Linked DNA regions of Mus musculus: all the other regions are linked to region 1. A link is a loop called in an ENCODE intact Hi-C map of the cell type or tissue named here. Cell type or tissue: heart. All regions are shown on one strand.

Region 1 (8,000 bases):
AGAAGTGCAGGATATCGTGGCTTCGATGCTTGGGAATAACTGGCCCTTAGGAAGACCTGATTAGGAGAACTCTCGTGCCGAGTTATGCTGCCTCCTGGCCTCCATGACTCAGGAAGAGAAAAGAACACAAGAATCAGGAGCTGCTGAAGCCGACATAGCTCCAGGGACTCACTTGCTCAAGGTAGATGTCTACGTTGCCTCCAGAAGATGGGCTTATAGATGCGACTGCCAGGAATGGGTGGGTGGGGTGCCAGGTGATGTGGGAGGGAGAGCTGGGTGTGTCTGGAGCTTTGATTCGGTGGTCAAAATACAGAGCCATGATGACGCACAGACCTAGTCAAGGATGAAACCTGCAGGGCGGGAAAACCAACCCCTAGTGACTACGCGCAGAATTACAAAATGGAAGCAAACCTACAAGGACACGTAGCAGCTTTAAAATGTTTCTTAAATGAATGCAAGCCAATTCATTTGTTAGAGATTATTCTATTAAGGAAAACTATAAAATTAGAAGCAAAAGATTAAACTTGGCATGACCCACGGTGTGCTGGAAAAGAAGTAAAATTCATTGCTATCAAAGAGAGAACTAAACAGAGAATGCAAGTAGCAAGTACTGAAACGGGGGGAGGGGGGTGGTGTTTCAAATAATTCTTGATCATTCTCATTCGATAAGTATCGTTTCAATGTACACAGATACTTTCAAAGAAAACATTAAAACAAAATAAAAGTAAACTACCCATCAAAGAACATCTCTACAGAGAAAAACAGCGTTCAACTTCATGGAAACCAAAAAGCCCAAGAACGTCTTCTAGCTACGACTTAGTAGAGGACAGTCAGGACCACCAAGCGACAGTGATGGGGGAGAGGCTGCATTTAATTTGTTGCATGGGCTGGAAAGATGGCTTTGTGGTTAGGAGAGTCTTCCAGATACATGAGCTCAGTTCCCAGCACTCACATCAGGCAGCTTCCTCTGGGATCTGATGCCCCACTGGCCTCGCCTGTACATATACACATTAAAAGTAAGCCAGCTATGGTGGCACAAGCTTTCAATTCCAGCTCAGAAGAAGCAGAGGTCCCTATGTGTTTGAGGCAAATATGGTCTACTACAGTGAGTTCCAGGCAGCCAAAGATACATAGTGAGATCTTGCCTCAAAATAAGAAAAATCTTTTCTTTTTTTTTTTTTAAAAAGGGCAACATGTCAACTTCAGTATGTCCATTTTATACAATGTTCTAACTATTCATTCTTTCTTTCGCTTGTGCTTAAGGTTTTTTTTTTTTTCATTCATTTGTTTTGTTTTTTCAAGGCAGGGTTTCTCTATGTAGCCCTGGCTGTCCTAGAACTTGCTTTGTAGACCAGGCTGGCCTCAAATTCACAAATATCTGCCTGCCTCTGCCTCCCAAGTCCTGGGATTAAACGTATGAGGCACTTCTGAGCACAGCACTTATGCTTTAAAATGAGAATTAGCCAAATAATTAAAAAGATATTAAGTCAACTTTAGGAAGCTGATGCTCACACACACACACAAAAGTTATTTAAAAATCTGTTAATGTCCTTAGATCAGGAACAAGTTTCAAGTATGTAGGCCATAAAACAAGAAAAGGCCAATTTCACTTTTTCCAGTCAACTGATCCTCATTTTTATACTGAGTATTTTTATATTCAATTATTTTCAGAGGTGAGTGCCTCCATCATGCCAACTCTTAGGAAAGCAGGTCAAATTCATTATGCCCAAGGAGTCATACTAACAAGTAGGCTTAAAGACAAGATACTCCTTTTAGAGTCTCTTGTTCAACAAGAGGATGGGTTCTAAAGTAGCCTTTCGGGATAGTGACCAATGATGTAAAGTTTAGCTCTCTGGGCCAGAATAAGATCACTAGCTGCATCATGTAGACATTACTGAAGGACAGTGTAGTTCAAGGTGGTCCATTCAGGTCATGTTATCTTTACAAGCCACCCAAAGATTAACCAAGCAGAGGATTTTGGCTTTTTTGTCTTCCCCCAGCTTCATACTAAATGCATTGGGGGGCGGGGGGGACTCACGCCGCAACTCAAAAGTCCAGCAGGGGGCTCTAGGATTGTGCAGAGAGACAATGTGAAGCCAGCACACAGAGAGGAACCGAGAGGGTCCTGGCAGGTCATCTCTAGGTCCCAGGTCGATCCCATCCCACCTCTTGCCACTCCCCGGTCCAGCCCCAGACCCCTCTGCACCTTAGGTATAGGAATCTAACTTCGCCAGATTCCCTGTGCCTCCGTGTTGCCCGGACAACGCCGGTAAAGAAAGCGGAAGCAGTCGAGGGACAGCCGCGCCTCCGATGCCTCCCGAAACGACCACTGGTGACTTGCGGCGGAAAGAACCGAAAACAGTCGGTACCTCCCGGCGCAGCTCTGAGTCTTAGGCCCACTTTAGGACCAGTTTGGGTTTTCCGCTGATGGGTGGGCCAGATCTATTTGCTACTCGGGGCAAGCTGCGTCAAGGCTCCTAATACTTTTCTCCCCGAGTTCATCCTGCCTACCCCACGCAGGCCATCAGTCGGCACCTCGCGGAGCTTAGTTGCATTGCATCGGATGGGGAGGCGCGGCTCGAGAGCTTCTCTGGAACGTTCTGAGTACCGGACACCGCCCCGGCGCGTGGCGCGTTGATGCCTCGAGAGACCGCTGCAAGCGGTACTCAGCAGAGGCTTGCAGCAGCTAGGCACAGGGTTCCCTGGGTGACCGTGTGCACTTTAGCCAGTGTTAGCCAACGGCGAGTGTCGCTGAAGAGCAGGCGCAGTAGCACGGTCCACGCCAATGAGCCAAGGGGATAACCAGAGGCGGGGACCTCCTGCAAACTGGGATACTTTTTTCAAACGCCACATGCATAAGCATTAGAGTTTTAAAAACACATTTCCTTATCGCTTCGAATAGGAAAAGTGTTAGTGGACTATGCTACGATACATTTATGGTCTTAAACCTGTTTTCAAAGTGCAAAGTCCCCACCCGAGTTCCCGCGCGCTTCAAGACGCCCCGCTGAGGCGGTGATTTCTTCTCACGCATCCGTCAACATAGTCTCAGCCAATCACAGCCAGCACGCTGATCCTATTGGCTGTCGGTTGGCCAATCGGAAAAGACGCATGATCCGCAAGGGCGCGAGGTTGCCGTCACAACACGCCCCACGTTGCGGGCCCGCCCCTGTACATCGTGCGGGCGCGCGCACGTAACGCCTGCTGACCAATGGCAGCCTAGCTGGTTGGGCGCGCCCGCAGAAAAGCTGGACGTGCTCGTCTTTTTTGCGGGACGTTCGCCCCTCCCCGCTCCGGCGCCGACTTCAGGTCCCCGGCGGCCGCCGTAGCCGGAACTGTTTAGAGCGCGGCGTCCCGGGTGTGGGAGGGCGAGTGGCGGCTGCACCGGTGCCGTCAGCCCTGTTAGCCGCGCGCCAGTCCACGGAGAGGTCTTGCGAAGGGGAACAGTGCTTGGTGACCGCGCCTGACACCTGACCACCAGCCCGGCGTCGCGGCTTCGCCGCAGCCGGAGCTGCCGGGCCCGGTCGGTTCTGCGGAGGCCCGGGATCCGGGAGCCAGGCTGCCGGGAAGCGTGGATGAAAAAGGTGACCGTAGGCTGCACTTGGGAGCCTTCGGGATCCGCGGAGGGGCCGCGGTATTCGTGGGCTGCGCCGCGTGCAGCCAGCGGTCAGCTCCTCAGGAAGGTGCGAGCTTCTCCCACCCGAAATGGGACAAAGGGTGTGGAGCCGGGACGAGGCCCACAGTGCCCGCGCCTCCCACGGTCAGGAAGTGACGGGTTTCGGTGACGGACTCCTATGGAGTCCACCGCCTCTGGGGAACGACCGGAATGTGCCTGGGGACAGGGCCCAGCGCGCCGGCGAGTGGGTCCTGTTGGATTGATGCATTTTGCTTGGTGCTGTTGGCAGTGCTGGTTCTGGGAATGGGTTTCGCTCCCTAGCACAATGACAGGGTTTTGGGAACCGTGGTGAGGGGGTTAAAAGTGAATAGGTTCGAAGTCTTGTGCCATAAAATCATTTAGCGTGGGGTTGTGTCTTGTGTGGTTCTGTGCCAGGGTTTTCTTAAGGTAGTATTTGAAAGATCAGTGCCAAACAGGAAAATTGCACACCGTTTTTGGCAGCACCATTTTATGGTGTTACTTCGAGTTTTACATCTCTGTCTTTACCTTCAGTCTGTTTCTTTGTTATCATTGGTACCTTGCTCTGTCTGCTTTTCTTTTTAAGTGGAATGTTTTCAACAGTTATGTTGGACCTAGCGTCTGCTAAAGAACGGAGTGTTTCTCTGTCCTGCTTCATCATGTACACAGCCTGTCTTAAGATGTTGGAATGTACCTGAACTTTAGTTTATTCTGAGTATAATTTCTCCTAGCTACAGATAATTATTATTTTGCTTATCGATATCTTATGACAGTGGTAGAAGTTAAAGCAAGAATTTTGTTGTTTCCAGAATTGTTTACATAGTTCAGTTCCTATTCTTAAGATCCGACTGGAACATAACAGTGTTTGCTGTCACTTTTCCGGTGTTCTCTAACCTGTTCTATGCAACAGGCTTTGTTGAATGAGAGGTGTAGTCGGGCCATCTCCCTCCTGGGAAGGTTTCCGGAGTGCAGAGTCTCTCTCTTGCATGCCAGCTTTGGAGGGAGCGGCAGTTTTGGCCTATGGAGCACTAGGGGCTCGGAGGGCAGCGCGGGCCGTTGCAATAGGCAGGTGCGCGGCTTGATCGCGCGTGGCTCGGGAGCAGAGGGGAGGCACGGGCAGTGCGGGGAGCGAGGCGGGATCAAGCTGGGGGCCATGAGCTGCGGCTCCTTGGGTTAGGTGGTGGCGGGACGGCGGTACTGCGGGACCCAAAGCGCAGAGGCCAGGTCATGCTGCCGTGCCTTCCGTGGCTCCGGGCTGTGTTGGTCTACCTGGGTTAGGGGCATCCAAGGGCGGGGCGGGGTCCCGGTCCGGTCGGGCTCAGCACTCTGTGGGCCCTCGGGCGGGCGGCGGGCGGCGGGCGGCGCTGGAACAAACAACGGCCGCCATGTTGGGAGGCCGGCGGTAAACTTCTGCCTGCCGCCCGCCTCACCGCTCCTCGTCTCTCTCGCCGCAGGATGACAGTGAAGTTGGGCGACGCCGGCAGCGGGGAGGAAGGGCTCAAGAAGCTGGGCAAGCGGACGGCCGATGAGGAGTCGCTGGACGGAGAGGGGCCCGGCGGCGCGGACGCGGCGGACAGCAGCAGCACAAAGAGGGACGGGCAGACCCCTCGGGCCTCCGGAGCCCCCGCGCCACCCAGAGGGCTGCCGACCCCGTCTCCACCGCAGGGCAGCCCCCAGGACCAGCACCATTTCCTAAGGTCCAGCGTGCGACCCCAGAGCAAGAGGCCCAGGAAGGACGCACCCTGTGCTTTGGGCAGTGGTGGTGCCAGCGGTTCCGGGCCGCGAGGAAAAGGTAGGGACCTATCCTGTGGCGTCTGACAAGACCTCCTCGGGTGGCACTTGCAGGGGCACGTGCCCCCTTCCATTCCTTGGAGGCTGTTGCTTTCCTCTTAATATTAGCATACAGGGCAGTGATATTGTCCTTTCTCTGGGCAAGAGACATAGATTCCCAAAGGGTCCCTGACGGTTTTTTATGGATGGCCATTTTAAATTACGCACAATAGCTCAAGTATAGGCAGAGAAAGTTCCTGCTCTATTTCCACACCTCAAGTAGTGGGAACGGAACAAAGGAACTGGCTTTTGTAATTTATGGACTGGGGAGGCTGTTGATGGAATGGCAGAGGCTGGCTTTGACTTATTGTCTTCCACCAAAGTATTCCTGGCTTCAAAGTTTGAAGAACAGAGAAATGGGACACTTAGAGTTTCAACTGAGGTATATTTGGTGAACCAGAAAGGATCTCCACTGGATGAAATTGACGGTGACCTATCAGGGGCAGCCCACAGAACTGTCTTGTGTTGAGACTGCAACTTCTTTCTTGAAGCCTCCTACCAAAGTAAAAAAAAAGTGCCATGTGGGTTCTTCACAGGCCTTTATTTCCCTGTCTGCTTTTCTCTTTATCTTTCAGCATCTTGGTTTTTACCTATGCAGGCAATTTGCTCTTACATTCTTTTCAGACCAAGTTTGCCCCCCACCCCATTCCCGCCTTTTTTTTTTAAAAGACAAAATCTGCTGATAGTTTGGACTGGCCTGGAATTCACTAAGGCCTTGAATTCATAGTTCTGCCTCAGTTTCCTGAGTGCTAAGATTACATGCCAAAACCGATATAATTGATAGTTGGCTTATATAACACTTTTTAAAAAAATAAAATAACAAATGTGACATCAATTTTCAGTGAGTTCTCCATACTTACAGCCAGGCATGAAGACATACTTTTAATCTAAGCACTTGGGAGGCAGAGGTAGGTAGATCTCTCAGAGTTTGAGGCCAACCTGGTTTACATAGCAAGGTTTTGACCAGCCAGGGCTCCATTGTGAGACTCTGTATTTAAAAAACAAAACCCAAAACATTTATTTATAGCAGCACTTGAACTATAGTAGTTCAAATTTTTCATTTCTTAGGGAATGTTGATTTAAATTACTAAGGTGATCTTGGTGGTTTTAAAAAGAAAATATTTCAATAGCCAGTAGAGAACTTGTATTGAGGGTCTGACGCAGATGTGTCCCATTAAACTCACTTCTGCCTCATCCAGACTCATGACATCACCAAAAGAATTTCTGGAGTGAGTATGCCAGTTTAAAGATGTAAGCATGAGGTCACTTTGTATGTTTCTAAAACTAAAAGCCGCCTCACAAGTTTATTATTTTGGTATTAGGAAAACACGAGTTTACAAACTTGATTGTTTTGTAAAGTCCCTTTTCACTAGAGGATACAGGTGTGCTGGAGCTTCTGGGGTCTGTGCTAAGTTCCGACGTCTACAGTGACTTTGGTGGTGGTGTCTCAGGAAGGCCTGCATGTGCACTCCCACCGGTACCTCACCTGCCATGCCTTGACCACTCAGTTCTCTCTGTTCATTCAGATCTGCTTTTCTGTCCAAGATGCACCCACTTGAGAAAAGAGGAACAACTGCAGTTGTTGATGCCTCTTAAGTTTGGCTGCTGGGGTTCCTGTAAGCACGCCAGCTAACTCATAAGTAACTGTACATAGTAAGGGTGCTGAAGCTAGAGTTGAGTGGGTTGGGAGCTGGGAAATGATGAGAGCGGTTCGTTTTTGTTTGCACAAGAAGAAGAGGTTCCCCGTTAACCTCTCCCATAGATCACTGGTGCTTCTGGTTCTGATTGCTGTCCACTATGTGGCTGTAGTAAAGTAAGCTATCCTAGTGCTTCTAGGAGGGAGTGAGAATCTGTTTCCTCTGGCAGCTTCTTTGGCAGTGCCTGCCTTCCTGCTAAGTTCTCTCGGTAGCTGCCATCCACTCGTGTGCTGCACAGGCCATTCAGATACACCTCACCGTGCCCTGGACATCCCCGGGCTGGCCTTGCAGAAACTTGTGCTCAGTCATCAGTCACCTCTGTCCACGACCAGGAGAGATCAGGTGTGGCCACATGCCTAAGCGCACTGTGTCACAACCCTCAGAAATGGCTCTCTGGAGGAGCGCTTCTTCCGCACACTGGAAATGTCCACTTTGGCTGGCCAGCATAGGTCAGTAAGAAGTGAGGAGTGCCTGAGTGTGCAGCTCTGACTTGGAAAAAACCCTGGTTTGCATATGTGAAGGGAGCTGACAGCTGAAGCAGTGGCAGTTTCTCTGCTGGTTCCATCTTCTAAGTCTCATTGTGATGGGAGTTTGGGAAGAGTGACTTATGGAGAAGAGGGAGGCCCTCCTTGTTTGGTTGTCTCTGCATAGCTGTGCTTTTTTCCTCTGAGGACAGAAGAGTAGATACTTTGACTTGAATAAAAATTTTTCTAGTATAGTTCTACAATTTTTTTTTGTGATAAAGAGAGAGACGGCAGGCATTTTTCATTTCTATAACTTTGCTCTTGAATGGCTGTAGAGGCTGGTTTATTGTTTTTATCCTAAGTTCACCTGAAGTCAAA
Region 2 (8,000 bases), 79 kb after region 1:
AAAGGGTGGCATTTCTTTCTTTCTTTTTTTTTTTTTAATATTTTTATGGTGGCACACACCTTTAATCCCAGCACTCAGGAGGCAGAGGCAGGTGGATCTCTTGAGTTTGAGGTCAGCCTGGTCTACAGAGTGAGTTCCAGGACAGTAAGGGCTACACAGGGAAACCCTGTTTCAGGTGGGGGTGGGAGAACCTTTTTTTTTTTTAACTCACTTTGCTTTGATCAGTTTAACAAACTTGCCCCCAGTTATGTTAACAACAAAGGAGCACTAGAACTTGTGGTGCACACACTTGGGAGGCAGACAGATCTTTCTGTAAGTTCAAGGCCAGACTGATCCACATAGTTCTAAGTCCGTCAGATCTATGTAAAGAGACACTGTCTCGCTGGGCAGTGGTGGCGCATGTCTTTAGTCCCAGCACTTGGGAGGCAGAGGCAGGCGGATTTCTGAGTTTGAGGCCAGCCTGGTCTACAGAGTGAGGTTTTTTTGTTTTTTAAAGATTTGTTTATGAGTACACTGTAGCTGTCTTCAGACACACCAGAAAAAGGGCATCGGATCCCATTACAGATGTTTGTGAGCCACCATGTGGTTGGTGAGAATTGAACTCGGGGCCTTTGGAAGAGCAGTCAGTGCTCTAAACCCCTGAACCATCTCTCCAGGCCTTTCCTCCCTTTTTTTGGGGGGGGGGGAGGGGGGTAATTTTCAAGTCAGTTGGTCTGTCCCTTTGTTGGTGGGAGGTGCCCCCACTGTGATGTTCTAACTTTAAGAATTTACAGGGATGGTTCATGCCTTTAGTCCCGGTACTTGGGTGGCAGAGGCAGGTGGTCCCTCTGCCTCTGAATTTAGAACGTACTCTGGTCTAGTCTACAACATAAGCTCCAGGACAGCCAAAGCTATATAGACCCTGTCTCAGGAAAAGAACTTATGGGGTTAAAATTGCTGAGACCTAAAACAAAATACTCAGATAACCCCTAAACACAATCTTGTAACTGTAATCTGTTTACCAGGGGACTGGAGAGATGGCTCGGTGCTTAAGAGCACTTGCTATGCTAGCAGAGGACCTACGTTCAGTTCTCAGGACCCACATGGTGACTCACAACTGTAATTCCAGCTTTGGGAGATCCAATGATTCTGGCCTCTATGGGCACTAGGCATCCATGTGATTGATATATACATAGGCATCCATGTGATATATACATAGGCAGGCAAAACACTCATACCATACAAAGTTAATAACTCTAAAAAAATCTTAAAGAATTAATCATTTTATCAGTTTGTTCTGGCTCCTCATTTGGGCAATTAAAAACTAACTCCGGTGGGACTGGACCTGTGGGGAGACCACTGGCTGCTCTACCAGAGGATCTAGATGCTATTTCCAGAGCCCACGTGACACTCAAAACCCCTAGTTAACTCCAGCTCCAGAGCGTCCAGCACCCTCCTCTGGTTTCTGTGGGCACAGGGCACATACAAGTGAAACACCATCTACAGTAAATACTAATAACTGGCTCGGGTAGCAGTCACTGCAAGTGCTACTGCAGTATGCCCCTTCTCGTCAGCCTGTTTTCCTAGTTGGTTGATAATATAATACGTAGGCTCAGTTTTGCAGGCTTGAAAAATTAAATCAGTATCAAAATTCAGGCAACCTGAAAATGTTGTGGGGTGTTCACCGTGGAAGAATGCTCTGACATAGTTTTAAGCCAATAGGAAAGTCTTTATTAGCTGGCTGGTGAGTACACTGGGTGTTTAGGATCTCAAACAAGAAAGGCCTTGAGCCTTTCTCAGGATGAGCTTTTAAGGGCAAAGCCATGTTCTGGGTTGGCATGCTTCAGTTAACAAGAACAGTTAGTCAGAGGCAGAACTACAGAAGCCAAAAAGCAAAGTTAGGAATTTAGAGACTTTCTCAGAACTATCCACACTGAGGGATTGGGTCTGTTTTCATTCTTTTGGCAGGTGGTGCTATCTACATGCCGAGTTTTACAGCCTGAATTGGACTTCCATCATGGAGTGAGTTGTGCTAAGGTCTGAGGCATGTTACAAAACAATCTCTTAGAGTAGGTATTTATCTATGTGTTTGGAAAGATGAGGGAAGTATAGCCCCAGGTAATGGTGTATACTGAATGGCAGAAGCCAGGCATACCAAGTTCCAGGTCAGCCAGTGCTACACAGTAAGACTTTGCATATGAAATTGTGAGGAATGTTTTAAGTGCTCTGGACTTCAGCTACAAGAAGGACTGTGTTGGTTAAGAGTAAGATCTGGTGGCTTGCAGTTGAGAGTACTTGCTCTTAGAGGGGAGGACCTCTGTTCAGTTCTGGCCATCCATATGGCTGCTCACAACTGACCTTCTTAACTCCAATTCAGATGCCCTCTTCTGGCCTTCACAGACACCAGGAATGTGTGTGATGCACAAGTCTACATACAACCAAACACATACACATAAAATAACAAGTAACTTTTTTTTTTAAGAGGATGTGAATCTGAGCTGCCTTGGAAGGCTTTGGGGACCGGGAAAACCACGTAAGCAAGAAAGTAGTTCAAGGGCAGGAAAGATGGCTCAGTGGTTAAGAGCACTGGTTGTTCCAGAAGACCTAGGTTCAATTCCCAGCAACCACATGTTGGGTCACAACCATCTACAATGGGTTCTGATGCCCTCTTCTGGTGTGTCTGAAGAGAGCAACGGTGAATACATTAAATAAATTTAAAAAAAAAAAAAAAGAAAGAGGAAAAAAAAGCAAGTAGTTCAAAGTCAGGTTCATGGTGTCCCCAGCAAATGAACACATATAGATCGACTCGCTTTATATTTCTGTCTCAAAAGTACCGCCACACATAAGGATTTTAGAACCTGGTGTCCTGTGCAAAATGAAGCACTGCATGGAACTAAGCAACCAGCAGAGCGGGAAACAACCAGAAACAGGGCAAGCGACACATGTCGCGTGAACGTTGAGGGTGGCCAGAGTATGTATGACAAAGGTCTGAAGACAAACAGGACAGAGATAGAGAAGCATCCAGGTCACTCCAATCAGACTGAGCTACGTCCTCAAGAGCCACCAGCAACGCAGCCGGAAACGTTCCTTTAGCGTCAAGGCGCTCGGGGCGGAACTGGATGGGGCTCCACCCCCGCAGCCAGGCGGGACTTCCGGCAAGGGAGTGACGGGCGCGGCCTGGGCGGCGGCACGTCCTAAGGTAGCGGCTGCCTGAGGTGACAGCGGCCCGTGGATTCGGGCCCCGGAACGAGCCGCGCTGGCGGCGGCGGCGGTAGCCGCGATGATGGAGATCCAGATGGACGAGGGAGGAGGAGTGGTGGTGTACCAAGACGACTACTGCTCGGGCTCGGTCATGTCGGAGCGTGTGTCGGGCCTGGCGGGCTCCATCTACCGCGAGTTCGAGCGCCTCATTCACTGCTATGACGAGGAGGTGGTCAAGGAGCTCATGCCGCTGGTGGTGAACGTGCTGGAGAACCTTGACTCGGTGCTGAGCGAGAACCAGGAGCACGAGGTGGAGCTGGAGCTCCTACGCGAGGACAACGAGCAGCTGCTCACGCAATACGAGCGCGAGAAGGCGCTGCGCAAACAGGCCGAGGAGGTGCGTGGGCCCCGGCCGCCGCGGAGAGGGACGGTGAGGGACGGTGTGGGTAGCGTGGAGCAGCCAGCTCGGCTCAGCCGGCAGTATGCTGCTGATGCTGATGCTGATGCCGATGCTGCTGGGAGTGCCACTTTCTCCATCCAATTGGGACCTAGAGCACAGCCTGTGCAGAGTCCGGGAGACATGGGCCCCCATTCCTGCTGTCCTCTGACCTTGGCTGCCGCCTGCTGGCTCTGGGTTTTATTCCTTCCCGTCTTTGGAGCAAGTTGCCCTAGAATCACAAAGCCCAGAATTCTACAATTCTAGAAATAAATGCTCTTCGGTTTATGATGGGAAGTGCCTTCTTATATGAGGTTAAATTCCATTTAAGTGAAGTTGACTTGACACAGTCTTAGAGACTACTATTGAAATTAAGAGTCGATCTTGATATTTTGGCTTCTTATTAAGTTAGTGGCCCTGCATCACAGCTAGGATAAAAGCTTTGCTTATCTTGAATCATTCATACTTTCCATGGTTTGCCTTTTGATTGTCAAGATTTTGCTGTGAATGCATGGGCACCACATAACTGGCTTAATCAAGTTCTCTACATATGGGGGGATTCAAAAGCCTCAAAGGATGTGAGGAGGGCTTGGGTGACCTCAGAAACAGGGAACTGGCTCCAGAAACTGTCTGGGCTAGATCAAGGTCACACACTGACCACAGACAAAAGGACAGGCCAAGTAACAGGGTAGACCTTGGCAACAGCTTAAGCCTTACCTTCTGGGTTCATATTGCTGCCTAGTGGGGCAGTACCCTAGAAGTCTGCAGTGTTTGGTCCTTCTAGACCTGCCCTGGAGTTGTCTTGTGCCTGATACCACTCTCCATAGCCCTGACTCTCTGGGGACTTTTGATACATTGGCAAAGGACTTGGGTATTATTTCTTCCCCTTGCCTCCATACTTACATAGTCAAGATCACTAATGTGGAGAAAAAGAAGAAAATGAAGGTGTACTGTGGTAAGGCAAAGTTACATCCTTGTAAAATGGTTTCTGCTTGAGTGTTGACACTGTCCCCCGGGGAGGATGCCTCTGCCTTCCAGCTTAATAACAAGCTGGACGGAGCAGTGAGTGTACGTGGGGCTTAGGTTGTGCAGAAGACCCAGCTCTTGAAAGGAAGCTGAGCAATGCAATGAGTAAATAGATGCCAAACTGGCCCGGTGGAAGCCGGGGTTAAATGCCCATTTATGCCCTTGGAGGGACCTCCAGTGAGGGTAAAGCTGAAGGGGGACTAAACACTGTAAACAGCATCCTAGCTCCTGTGGAAAGACCTGCATGCTTATCTTCAGTTCTGTAAAAAGACTACAGTTTCCTTTTCTAAACAGGGATGGGTGATGAGATGGTGTAATAGCCCGGAGCGATGCATCACTGCATGCAGAGTTGTGCTGCAGAATTGCTGTCCCGGGCACTTTGCTTGTTTAAGCTTAGTCAGATATGGGTAATCTGAGCTGTCAGCAGCTTTCTGGGAAGACAGAATCCTAGGTTTTTAAAATTTTTAAACAGAGACAACATCGCAGCCCTTTCCTTCTTTCCTGATACCAGTATGTTTTGATACCAGGTGGTTCCCTCTCTGGGACTCAGAACCTGAGAGGAGGGGCTCAGCTGTAGTGTTGACAGAAGAAACCAGCCTGGCTATCCTGCCCCCGGGGACCACACACCTTACCCAGCCTCTCCCTCTTTCTCTCAGACCTTCAGTTGTAGCTGTTTTATAAAATGAGTGAGTTACCAAAAGTAGTGAATCAGGTTCACTACAAGTATCACTGTTGACCACTGGTTACCTAGAAAGAGAACTGTGGCAAGGTGGATTTAGAAGCGAGGGCAGTGCCCCTAATGTTTCAACTCAGACTTGGGCCTCATAATCTGTCGAGTTGTTACTGATTGGTACTGTTCTAATGTAAAGTGGTTTGTATCCCTTGGTCATTTTCCTCTGGAAGAGAAAAGGACTAGAAAGGCAGCTAACTGTACTAGCCTTTTTCCTTGCAGTAGACAAGCACTTAGATCAAGGAAAAAAGATGTTTTTTGAAAGACAGAGTATTGTCGTTATTATTGCCGTTATCTTTCTTAGCCCTAAGGATGTGGTAGAAGCACCCTTCAGGTTATCTCAAGAAACTCCAGTGGGTTCTCTGGACATTTGCTGATGCTGTGGCATTTGCTGCTACACAAACAGAATCCAAACTCAGAATTTGACCCAAGATTTATTTTTTCCTGAAAGACCCAGGATGATACCCTTTTCTCACATTTCTACTTGAAGTGGTTAGAGGCCCATTCTTCTCAACTCAAATACCCTCCTACCTTCCCAAGTGCCACTTCTATTGCTTTGTCAGGGAAAGGTTTATCAGGCTACTTCTGCCCCCCAACCCCAACTTCTAGCATCCAACCATGTACTAAAGAGATCACGAATGATCCTTATCACTCAGGAGCTCTGAAGAATTTAGTATCTTTTGGCCTGCTCCACCCAGAGTTATTCTCATTTCCCTGCTGGTACCGGCAAAGAGATTCTAGCTGGTGTGATGAGAAGGGAAGCTGGCTTTTTGTTTCTCTGCACATCTCTCCACACTGATGCTTCAGTTCCTGAGGCCCAAGGACCCCCTTTGGAGCAACCATTCTGCCCAGTGAACTTTCTGTGACAATGGGCCTGCTCTGTTTTATACTATCTAGTTCAGTAGCCGATGGGTACAGTGGCCTTTGAGCATTTTCACTGTCACCCATGAAATTGTGGAAATAGGACTTTGTTTTTCCTTTTTCTTTCTCTAGTGCTGGCAATGAAAACCAGAGCCTCAGAGCATGCTGGGCAAGTTTTCACCACTGAGCCACGATCTCAGCCTCTGCTTTTCATGTCGTTTAATACATGTGGCCAGGACAACCATGCCACATGTCTATGTGAGCATGGCTGAGTTGACTTCATATAAAAGCAGGTGACTGATATTTTTAAATTAGCATCAGGCAAGAAAGGAAAATGCTTAGAACATAGGTTTGCATTTTTCAGTGGACATTTTCCAGTTAGAGTGAGCTACCTCAGGCAGTTAAGGAGGAGACCTGGCGGAAGAAAACACTGGTGGTGGGAGGAGGGGTGCCAGCTGTCTAGGAAACAGTACAGGAGGTGAGGAATTCTCATTGGGCTGAGAAGAGGACAGCTGGGAAATCCCTAGTGCTCGGAAGTCAGCTGTGCTGTTGGCCACAAGACTGAACCTTTGATCCTGGCCTTCATCGTTTAATCTTTCATTTTGGGGGGAAAGGGGTACCAAGGTCTCATTGGTGTGCACAGACTGCACATGCTTAGTGTCCAGTTTGATTTTCAGCACTCATGTAAGTCCCGGAAGCCTTGCCCCTGCTTTGGAGTTCTCACAGAGTGATCTTGTTCTCTGCTTTTCTCTGCCTCATCCCCAGGTGACTGTTCTCTTTAACTTTCATCTTCTAGAACTTTAACTAAGCTGGAGGGGGGGGGTGGCACACGCCTTTAATTCCAGCACTTGGGAGGCAGAGGCAGGTGGATTTCTGAGTTTGAGGCCAGCTTGGTCTACAAAGTGAGTTCCAGGACAGCCAGGGATACACAGAGAAACCCTGTCTCGGAAAAAAAAAAAAAAAAAAGAACTTTAACTAAATGGAATTATTCCAGGTATACTACTATCTAGCTTTTCCCTGAGCTTCGTGATTTTGAGATTTGTTGAGGTTGTTGTCTGTGACTCTTTGAATATTTTGTATATAGACAAGAGACATGGGGGCTAACGGGTTAAATATGAACCAACAGTGACAGATTCAAAACTGTGCCTATTATGAAAATGTTTGGCACATTCTTTCTCACCAAGCCTCTTAGGTAGTGTTACCTCTTCCATTCTCTGCCTCCTTTGGGACTCCTGCCCAGTTTTGTCTTAGCTAACCTTTGTCTTACCCATCCTCCCTTTCAGCAAATACCCAGAAAAGCACACACTTCTACAGACACACACTTAGCCAAGGCTCTGTCTGGCTCATATTTAGAATGCTGCCAATTTTTTTTTTTGGTTTTTCGAGACAGGGTTTCTCTGTGTAGTCCTGGCTGTCCTGGAACTCGCTCTGTAGACCAGGCTGGCCTCGAACTCTGCCTCCCAAGTGCTGGGATTAAAGGCGTGTGCCACCAAGCCCGGCAGAATGCTGCCAATTTTTAAATGTGTTTTGGGGGTGGCCAGTTATATCTGGTTAGAAGTCTCTTATTAGGATAAACCTTGATTCAAATGTTGATGTCATGTCATTTTGTGACCTGAACTAAAGTACCATCAATCTGTCCACAAGATGTGTGTGTGTTTGTGCGAGTGTAAATGAATGAATGAATGAGGTTTTTATGAGGGTAGGTAAGTATGTACCACGCACGGCATGCATGTAGGTCAGACAGTTTTTCCAGAGATGCTTTCACCA
Region 3 (8,000 bases), 69 kb before region 1:
AGTCAAGAAAGGCAATGCGTACCCAAGTGACACTCCAACCACTTGTGAGTGAGACCTGTACACCACCAAGGGAATGTCGAACCTTGCTACAGCCCAGCTGGCTGCTGGTGGGGTCCTACAGAGCCTGTGCTCCCCTGTAGATAAGGACGTTCTCTGGGGGTGCTCCTGATATGCAGAATAAGTGTGGGTGAAATACCTACCCCCCACAACTCCCTGTTCAGAGGTCTGTCCTTGTACCTGCAGGCACACTAAGTCAAGGCTGTGGCCTCTGACTGTGGGGAGCGAGCACGTCGGTGTCTTTCCTCCAGAAAAGCAAGTATGCAATGAGCTAAAACTCAAGGAGGCAGGAGGAAGCCCAGCTGAGACCAGAGGCCTTAGGGAACCAAGCTGGTGGTCTCAATTATTCTGAGGGACGCCCCAGACCCCAGGAGACCAGCAGCCAGACTGCCTATTCACTTGCCAGCCCCTCACTCCCATCTCCTTAGCCCTTTGTTTCTAGACTTTAGCTGAGGAGGGTCTGGTCTATGCTTAGCAATCTCTGCCCTTTTTACTGAAGGCTCAGTTTGGCAATGTGGCAAACCTTCCTCTCGGTCCCCTAGTGATGTATGTCTGTCTGTCTGAAACTGGGACTACTCACCAGCATGCCCAGCTGTATGGCCAGCATGGCCACTCTGGCTTCCAGTTCTGGCTCCTGCTCAGCTTCCCGCAGTGCTCGGGCCCCACGGGCGTGGCCCATGTTCCCTAGGCACACCTTGGCAACATCTAGCCGTTGAGTCTTCACACACATGCGTGCCATGTTCTCCCAGACAGCCTCACTATAGACAGAGGAGAGGAGGCCCAGTCAGCTTCCAACCCAAAGCTTTGGGTGCCCAGCAGCTGACAGGGGACAGAACCACCAAGCAGGGGGCCCTATGTGGTACTGTGTACATCCTACACAGTAAGACTGAAGACTAGGTACCACATGCCTATTGCTCAAAAATAAGGAAGGAGAGAGAAGTATCCTGAGTCTCCCCCTGGCATGTCTTACATAGTGTCCTTGATCTTGAAAGCCTCTGGGGAGGATGAAGGGAACAGACAGTCTTCTGTAACTACCCCTGTGTTACTTTGTCTACTCAGTGACAATGGCTTTCCTAATTGTGAGCACACACTGAGTCAGGTCAAAGAACCTCTTGCTCACAATTGAGCAAGTGGCTCTATGGTGCTCTCCTGAAGTCTTCCCAGTGTTGGGGACCCTACAGGAAGAAGGGGCTATGACAGCCTTCCATCACTTCTCCTAGAGTCACAAGTTGGCATTTTGGAAGCTGTCAGGGGAGAGAGAAGAGCCCACAGCCCCAATTCAATCCAGGGGCCTGGAGCAGGGCCAGCTCCTGATCACAGCAGTGCTACAGTACAGGCTGGACAGTGGACCCTTCCTTGTCCCTCATTTTGAGGTAGTCCATTGTGAGCCTGGAACTTCTGTCTCAGACACAGACGCTCAAGACAAATATTGAATAGAGAGGTGGAGCCAGTTTACTCTATGCAGTCCCCTTTGCTTAGGCTACCTAAAAGGTATAGGTTCTTCCTACTGTAGGAGCACAGCAATGCTACAGTACAGGCATGAACACACACCTGCAGTTAACCTCTCTTGTCCCTCCCAACACACACACACACACACACACACACACACACACACACACACACACACACACACACACACAGAGTGCAAACCACGAAGAGCAGCTACAGGAGCATCCATGTAGAAGCATTTACCTCTGCCCCTCCCATCACATTCCAGTGGCTCCCCCCAGATAAAGCCTGGCTAGAGAAGCAGCTTCCTTCCAGGAGGTGGGGCAGGGTAAGTCTGTCCTTTCCGTGCCACACAGATGTGGCAGAACTAAGGACTTGGAGGGCCGTTGCCCACACAAGACTAGCTGCTGTTTTCACAAGTGGGGCTATAGCACAATTGTTGCGAACGTTTTCCACGAAGAAGGATGAGGAAGAGGTCTCTCCACCCACTGGGCCAAGTAGTACTGTGGGCAGCTAGGTGATCCATGGATGACCCACATCTTAGACTCCCTGACTCGACCAGAATGGAGGGAAAGCACCACTGTGTTAGCTCAGGCATTGGCGAGGGTGGGGGTGGCCACCGTGGTGTGCTTTATATATCCAGGTGTTCTTTCCTTCAAGCCAGCACCTTCTGTCCACAGGTAATTCTGACCTGTCTGGGTCCTGCAGGAACTCTGACTGACTCTGTAAGTAAGTGTATCAAGTAACATGAGGCAAGCATGCATACATTTAGCACTGATGCACCTGGTAGCTATTGCTTGTAGGGGGTGAGGTCTGACCAGAGTTACATGACAGCCACATGGGGTAGGAGTGAGGGAAGCAGGCACACTGAAATCCCAAACCCATCCAGTGGGGTGGGGGGGGTGACGCTCTCCCCCACTGCAAGCACCTCTGCCTCGTCTGGGCTTCTCACAACCTGCTCTGCGATCTCCAGGACGTGTAAGAGCTGTGCTGGAGGCGGTGACGCAGGAGCCGGGCTGGTGACCTCTAAGAGGCGCTGCTCACTGGGCATCACCTTTCTGATTTATTGTTGCAGCAGGTGGACTCCCTGTCCTCGTGCTTTTGGCTTTGGAATTCGAATGACTCATGGTAGCTGTGAGGCAGCACATGTGGCCAAAACCTGCTCAATGCCACTCTGCCCTAGCGGGGGCAGCATCCAGCAGCAACCATGCCCACACAGCACACCAGTGTTAGAGGCTGGTCATCTAGGCTAAGTCCCACTCTTTAAATGCCAACTCCCTACTTCCCTTTCGTTTGGTCTCTCACAGGGAGCTCCGGGCCTCACATCGGATCCTATGGGATCCCGTGGGATCCCCATGAACCCTATAGAACAGCATTCTTTAAGTCTCCGCCATTCCTAGAAATGTCATCCACTGGTAAGTTTGGAATCACAGGGCAATTCTTGGTTCTCCTGGCACAACTCCAGTAAGCGACACAGATCTTTGAGGACAGACAAGGGTCTGCCAGTGCCTTTCCAAGCCGGTTGGGCTGAGTGTGAGGCATGGGCATTCCTGTCTACAGCAAGGTGGCAGCTACAGATGAGACTCTGAAAAAGCCATCCTAAATTGGGCGGTGGTGACGAACACCTTTAGTCCCAGCTCTCAGGAGGCAGAGGCGGGTAGATCTCTGTTAGTTGGAGGCCAGCCTAGTCTACACAGTAAATTTCAGGACAGCCAGGGCTACATGGTGAGGCTCAAGAAAATGAAACCAAATGAAAAGTAATAATTTTCTCTCACTGCCTCCTAAGGCCTCGTGTGGGGCTGGATGGAGGGCGGATACGGCCTCTTGGCTGCCTCTGCTTCTCTGAGCAGCCCCCCTGCTTCTTTCTGCACTGTCTAGAAAGCAACAGGTATATACACACCCATTTCCAGGGTTTGGAACACAATCTAAATGACTGTAGTCACCGGCCTGGAGAGAAAGCTGGCTGGTGTGCACCCTGGCTCTTTTTTGCTCAGCAGGAGGGTGGGCACAAGGCGAATGCCTGGTCCTTTCATTGAGTGGGACACTGAGCCTTTTCTTGGTGTTGCTGGGCCTCCCTGTCCCTATATGTGACACCACTCAAATGTCCACTATTTTCACAAAGGCCTCTGGACCAAACAGATCTGAGGAGGCTGTGCCAGGCAGGATGAATTTGGGAGGAAGGCTCCTTAAATGCCAGCAAAGGCCTTCTTGTACTGGGCTGAGGTCTTTGTGCATCAAATATGCAGAGGGTCAGGTCTCAGCTGCTACAAGAGCCTGGGCCCAAGAAATGGCTGCCAGCCTTCTCCACAGATGCACACTACGTTCTCTGCGGCTGCGTCTGGTCCAGAACCATCTCAACTCCCACCAGATTCCTGACATTCTCTGTACACAACTCCCTGACAACTTTGCTCCAAGGACAGGACAGCTCTAACTCCGGTGTCGAGTTCTGGGATTTGTGCATCTGGCAGAGATTCTAAGAAGTAAACACCCTCTCAGCCCTGTCCAAGTCTTGAGAATTTCCTGTTGTCTGAGTTACACTGTGGAGAGGAATCACATCTGTACTTCATCAGCTTACAGGCGCCTGGATGAGAAGCAGATGTGGCCACAGAGGGAGCTGGCTTGGCTCCCTCTACTGCTTTCTGGGAGGACCTACACTCAGCTGGACCTGTCCTGAGTGAGCAAGTCGGGGACCAGCTAGGCTGAGCTACGTTTGTGATGCTCCTCTCGACTATGGGTGTGTGTGTGTGTGTGTGTGTGTGCTTGAGAATCCATGGCGGTGGCACAGTGCTGGGGGTGGGGGCTGGATGAGCATGCAGCTCCAGTAACAATGTAAGGTCTGACTCAGGGCAACAGACAGCAGAAAGGTCAACCCTCTGGGTGAGAGATTTCCTACCAGCCACACCGGAGCTTCATATCTCAAGAGAGGACCCTCCTAACTCCATCTCTCCCTGCTTCCCCTCCTACACAGGAGCTTCATATCTCACGAGAGGACCCTCCTAAGTCCATCTCTCCCTGCTTCCCCTCCTACACAGATAGGCAGATGGTTTAGGGGACAGACACCTGCAAATAAAAGTTCCTAGAAGCACAGGTGGGGATCAGGGCCCTGGTTTCCTCCCCACCCAGCTCAGGAAAGTCAAAGCCAGAACTGGTGCAAGGGCCTTCCCTCCCTGAGATGCCCACACGTGTCCTGCAGCCTTCAGGGCCAGCTGTACAATGCTGAGACAGGAGGATGTCATCAGTTTGAGAGTTAGAGAATCTTAACACAGCTTCTCGGTTCTCACCGGGAATTAGCCATTTACTAACCACCCAAAAAATAAAGGAGGAAAATAGATGTTCTCTTAACGGAGACTTTGGGAGACCTTCCTTTCAAATATTTCATCTCTGAAGTGTTGTGTAGGAGATGTTGCACCCTAATTCTGCCTCTGGGGGGAGGCACAGGCAGAAACAATGACAGCTGTACCACTTAAGTGCCTTCGGAGTCATAGCACAAGCTGAGGGTAGATGGCACCCCACACGGCTTGTCAAGTCCCTCCTACTTAGAACATACCCCACAGGGAGGCTGGCCCAGAGACCTGGAATGAAGCGTAAATTTCCTTCAGGCCCTGAGCAATAAGAATAAAAAATATAAATAAGCCACAATGACACTTGCTACAAACTTGAGGGTGAAAAATCATATTATTCCTCAGAGGACTTACATTCTCAGAACTGCTGACAGTCAAAAGGCTGGACAGAGACAGAGTCCTTGCCTTTTGGAATGTAAACTTAAGGAGTGCCAGGAGCCTGACTATATATGGGAACGTGTGATTGAAGGCAGCCACACTAGGAAGTAGGGGGTGGCCCAGCATGTCAGTTCATGAAGACAGGAAAGGTCGGTTCCGGCCTGTCCCGGCCAGTGCACTAGTCAGCACCAGGCTGTCCCAATCCTGCCCGGTGCGGTGCGGTGCAGTACGTGTGTTTGAGATGGTTCAGCCCACAGCTCCTGCGTTCTTGTGTTCATTTATGCAGCTCTGGAACCCTGGTGGGAGGCTCTGGAGGCGGGACACAGTCTCAGACCTGGTGGCTTTTATTTACCAGAGCTGAAGCGCTATGAGGAAGGAGAGCAAATGTACAGTCGCTCTGTCCAGCCTCAGGGGAGCGAGCACTTTGCTAGTAAGCAAACTTGGCTGCTCAGAAGTCACATCAGCTATCCAGCCTGCTTGGTGGCACAACCCCTTACAGAATCCCACCTTTTCTTGCCAGCCCAAGAACAACCCCTTGCAGAGGTTCCTCAAGGTTCCCCTTCCTTGTAAGGTCTGAGTACACTTGCTCCCTTGAGGTGAATGGATCTCTGTCAGCAGATGGTGGCCTGCCTCAGGTGCCTCTACACCTTACTCTGTCCTGCCATTAGTTCCACATGTTGTGGTGACCCCCAACCATAAAATTAGTTTGTTGCTATTTCACAACTGTAATTTTGCTATTGTTATGAATTCTAATGCAAATATCTGTGTTTTCTGATGGTCTCAGGTGACCCGTGTAAAAGGGTCATTTGACCCCCAAAGAGGTCATGACCTACAGACTGAGAACCACTGCTTTAGACATTGGGGATTCACAGCACCTATCATGCCTTAGGCAATGGATGGATGGATGGATGGATGGATGGATGGACACCTAGTCCCTGAGGATTCTGCCTGCCCGTGCTGTCTGCAGCATCCCCTGGTCCGGGACCTAGCACAGCTGGCTAGGTTTGACGGCAACAGGTAAGAAGATGAGTGTCCTGGCTGGCATCCCTGACTATTCCTATGGGACAGGAAGATGGGGAGGGGCAGCCAGTGGTGGGCTGGAGCAGGCCTCTGAAGTCTCCCCAGGCCTTTCCCATCAGGAAGCACATCCTGTTAGTGTCTGGCTCTGTGGCAGGGCTGCTATTTGTTGCAGTTGGCTACGCCCTCCTGCTCACCAAAAACAGCCTCAAAAACAACCATTTCCTCTCTGCTGAGAGACAGGGAAACGGGAGCTCACACACATACGCGCATACACATGCTTCCTTGTGGCAGGCGTTCTGCTTTTCAGGACCTGCCATTTGTGGCAGAGATACCAAGACGGGATACATAGCAGAGAGGTGGCCAAACCCACACTGCGTCCACAACCCTGTTCCTCCATCAGACTGGCTCCCACAGCCCGTTCTGAGGCGCGTAACCTGGCTGATTCCCACGCTGTGCCTGCCTCCCGAGTTGCTGTCCATTTTCCACTGCTGTAGGCAAGAGGCACTGTGGACACAGCCTCCCTGGCCTCTGTTCCAAAGAAGACGACCCACTTACAACTCTGGATTCTCGCTGGTGCAGCCAGTGCCCCAGATTTCTCCCTGGAATGGGTCTTGGGGAGACCAGCTTCAGCACAGGCTTGTCCCTGCTCCAGGCTCAAGAGGCAGGCTAAGACAGGGCTGTGAGTAGCTCTCTTGGACCCGTCCCATGGGCGACATCCTCCTGTGCCGGGCTGGAGCTGCCGCATAGCTTCCCAAGGATGAGTGCTGATGTCCTCTAGCCACCCCTAGCAGCATCTTGGCTTTCTCTGGATGCACAGCGGCTGACTGGGACTTGGAACTCTCCGAGATAGACAGTCCTGGAAGTCAGAGATGACTCTCCAGAAGCTTGTGGCCACCGCTGTGCTGGTGGCCCTGGTCTCCCTCATCCTCAACAACGCAGCAGCCTTCACCCCCAATTGGGTGTACCAGACGCTGGAGGACGGACGCAAGCGGAGTGTGGGGCTGTGGAAGTCTTGCTGGCTGGTGGACAGGGGTAAGGGAGTCACAAGCCCTGGGACTCGAACTGGGCAGGTGGACACCCATGACTGTGAGGTTCTAGGATGGGGCTCGGAATCAGCAGGTTTCCAGGAGTCCCGAGGCACCGTCAAACGTAAGTCTTGTTATTTTTCTGTCACCTTCCAGTGGTTAGGTGAGGGGAGGTTGTGTCCGTCCATGCTGAGGGTGGCAGCAGGGAACCTGCACCTCCTGCCCACCCTGACAAGCAACGCTACAGAGCTCCACTGTTCAGCTTAGACTCTGTCTGTGGCTTCCTTCACAAGAAGTCACTCCCGTGGCTGGAGGCTCCTTCTCTGCCATTACATGTGGCTGAAGGATGAAAGATGGGTATCCTAATCAAAGCAAGTCATTTTTCCTTGGTTAGAAAGAAATATTACTTAATAAGGAAAACAAGAAGTGTGAGAACATGTGGCTGAGTTCTGTCTTAACGGCTGAGGTGGTCAGGGCCTTTCGGACAGTGCAGGAGACTCTGGCTGGGATGTCCGGGAGACCAGAGGAGGCACAGAGCAGCAAAGGGCAGAGTGTTACCTCCCTGACGCCCATGGTGGCCTTTTCCTTTCCCAGCTCTCTTGTTCTGGGGTCTATGCACTACCCTGGGAGTTGGAAACGTCTCTTTAAATAGCATGCACTGTTTGAGAGTACGAGAATAAAGGGCCTCATAAATATGAGGATGCAATCTAAAATCGACACATCTGCTGAC

What was found. Hi-C counts contacts between places; a loop is a spot of excess contacts. Peaks named below come from ENCODE experiments on the same cell type or tissue, not always from the same donor. Only the 100,000 strongest peaks of a DNase experiment are listed, where the experiment ranks them.
Region 2: it touches region 1 in a loop (4-fold over the local background); 13 of 42 quality-filtered maps call a loop at or near these places.
Region 3: it touches region 1 in a loop (7-fold over the local background); 4 of 42 quality-filtered maps call a loop at or near these places.

The regions. Positions count from the first base shown.
Region 1 is chr17:25,011,111-25,019,110 of GRCm38, reverse strand. Cramp1l (cramped chromatin regulator homolog 1) reads left to right here and starts at 3,881. Exons shown (of 21, transcript NM_020608.3): 1 at 3,881-3,984; 2 at 5,086-5,423. The coding sequence starts at 5,087. Ift140 (intraflagellar transport 140) reads right to left here and starts at 3,025. Exons shown (of 30, transcript NM_134126.3): 1 at 2,207-3,025; 2 at 173-350. The coding sequence starts at 319. In heart, CTCF peaks have their summits at 2,074 (motif pointing right) and 4,810; DNase peaks (open chromatin) are centred at 2,220, 2,750, 3,160, 3,800 and 1 weaker place; H3K4me3 peaks cover 4,779 bases; H3K27ac peaks cover 4,101 bases.
Region 2 is chr17:24,932,114-24,940,113 of GRCm38, reverse strand. It overlaps Mapk8ip3 (mitogen-activated protein kinase 8 interacting protein 3), which reads left to right and starts at 3,137. Exons shown (of 33, transcript NM_001163449.1): 1 at 3,137-3,577. The coding sequence starts at 3,260. In heart, CTCF peaks have their summits at 2,645 (motif pointing left) and 3,797 (motif pointing left); a DNase peak (open chromatin) is centred at 3,103; H3K4me3 peaks cover 2,695 bases; H3K27ac peaks cover 2,205 bases.
Region 3 is chr17:25,079,658-25,087,657 of GRCm38, reverse strand. Ift140 (intraflagellar transport 140) reads right to left here. Exons shown (of 30, transcript NM_134126.3): 19 at 638-815. It overlaps Tmem204 (transmembrane protein 204), which reads left to right and starts at 6,544. Exons shown (of 3, transcript NM_001001183.1): 1 at 6,544-7,394. The coding sequence starts at 7,115. In heart, CTCF peaks have their summits at 4,132 (motif pointing left) and 4,924; DNase peaks (open chromatin) are centred at 4,007, 5,377, 6,387, 7,287 and 2 weaker places; H3K4me3 peaks cover 3,644 bases; H3K27ac peaks cover 7,215 bases.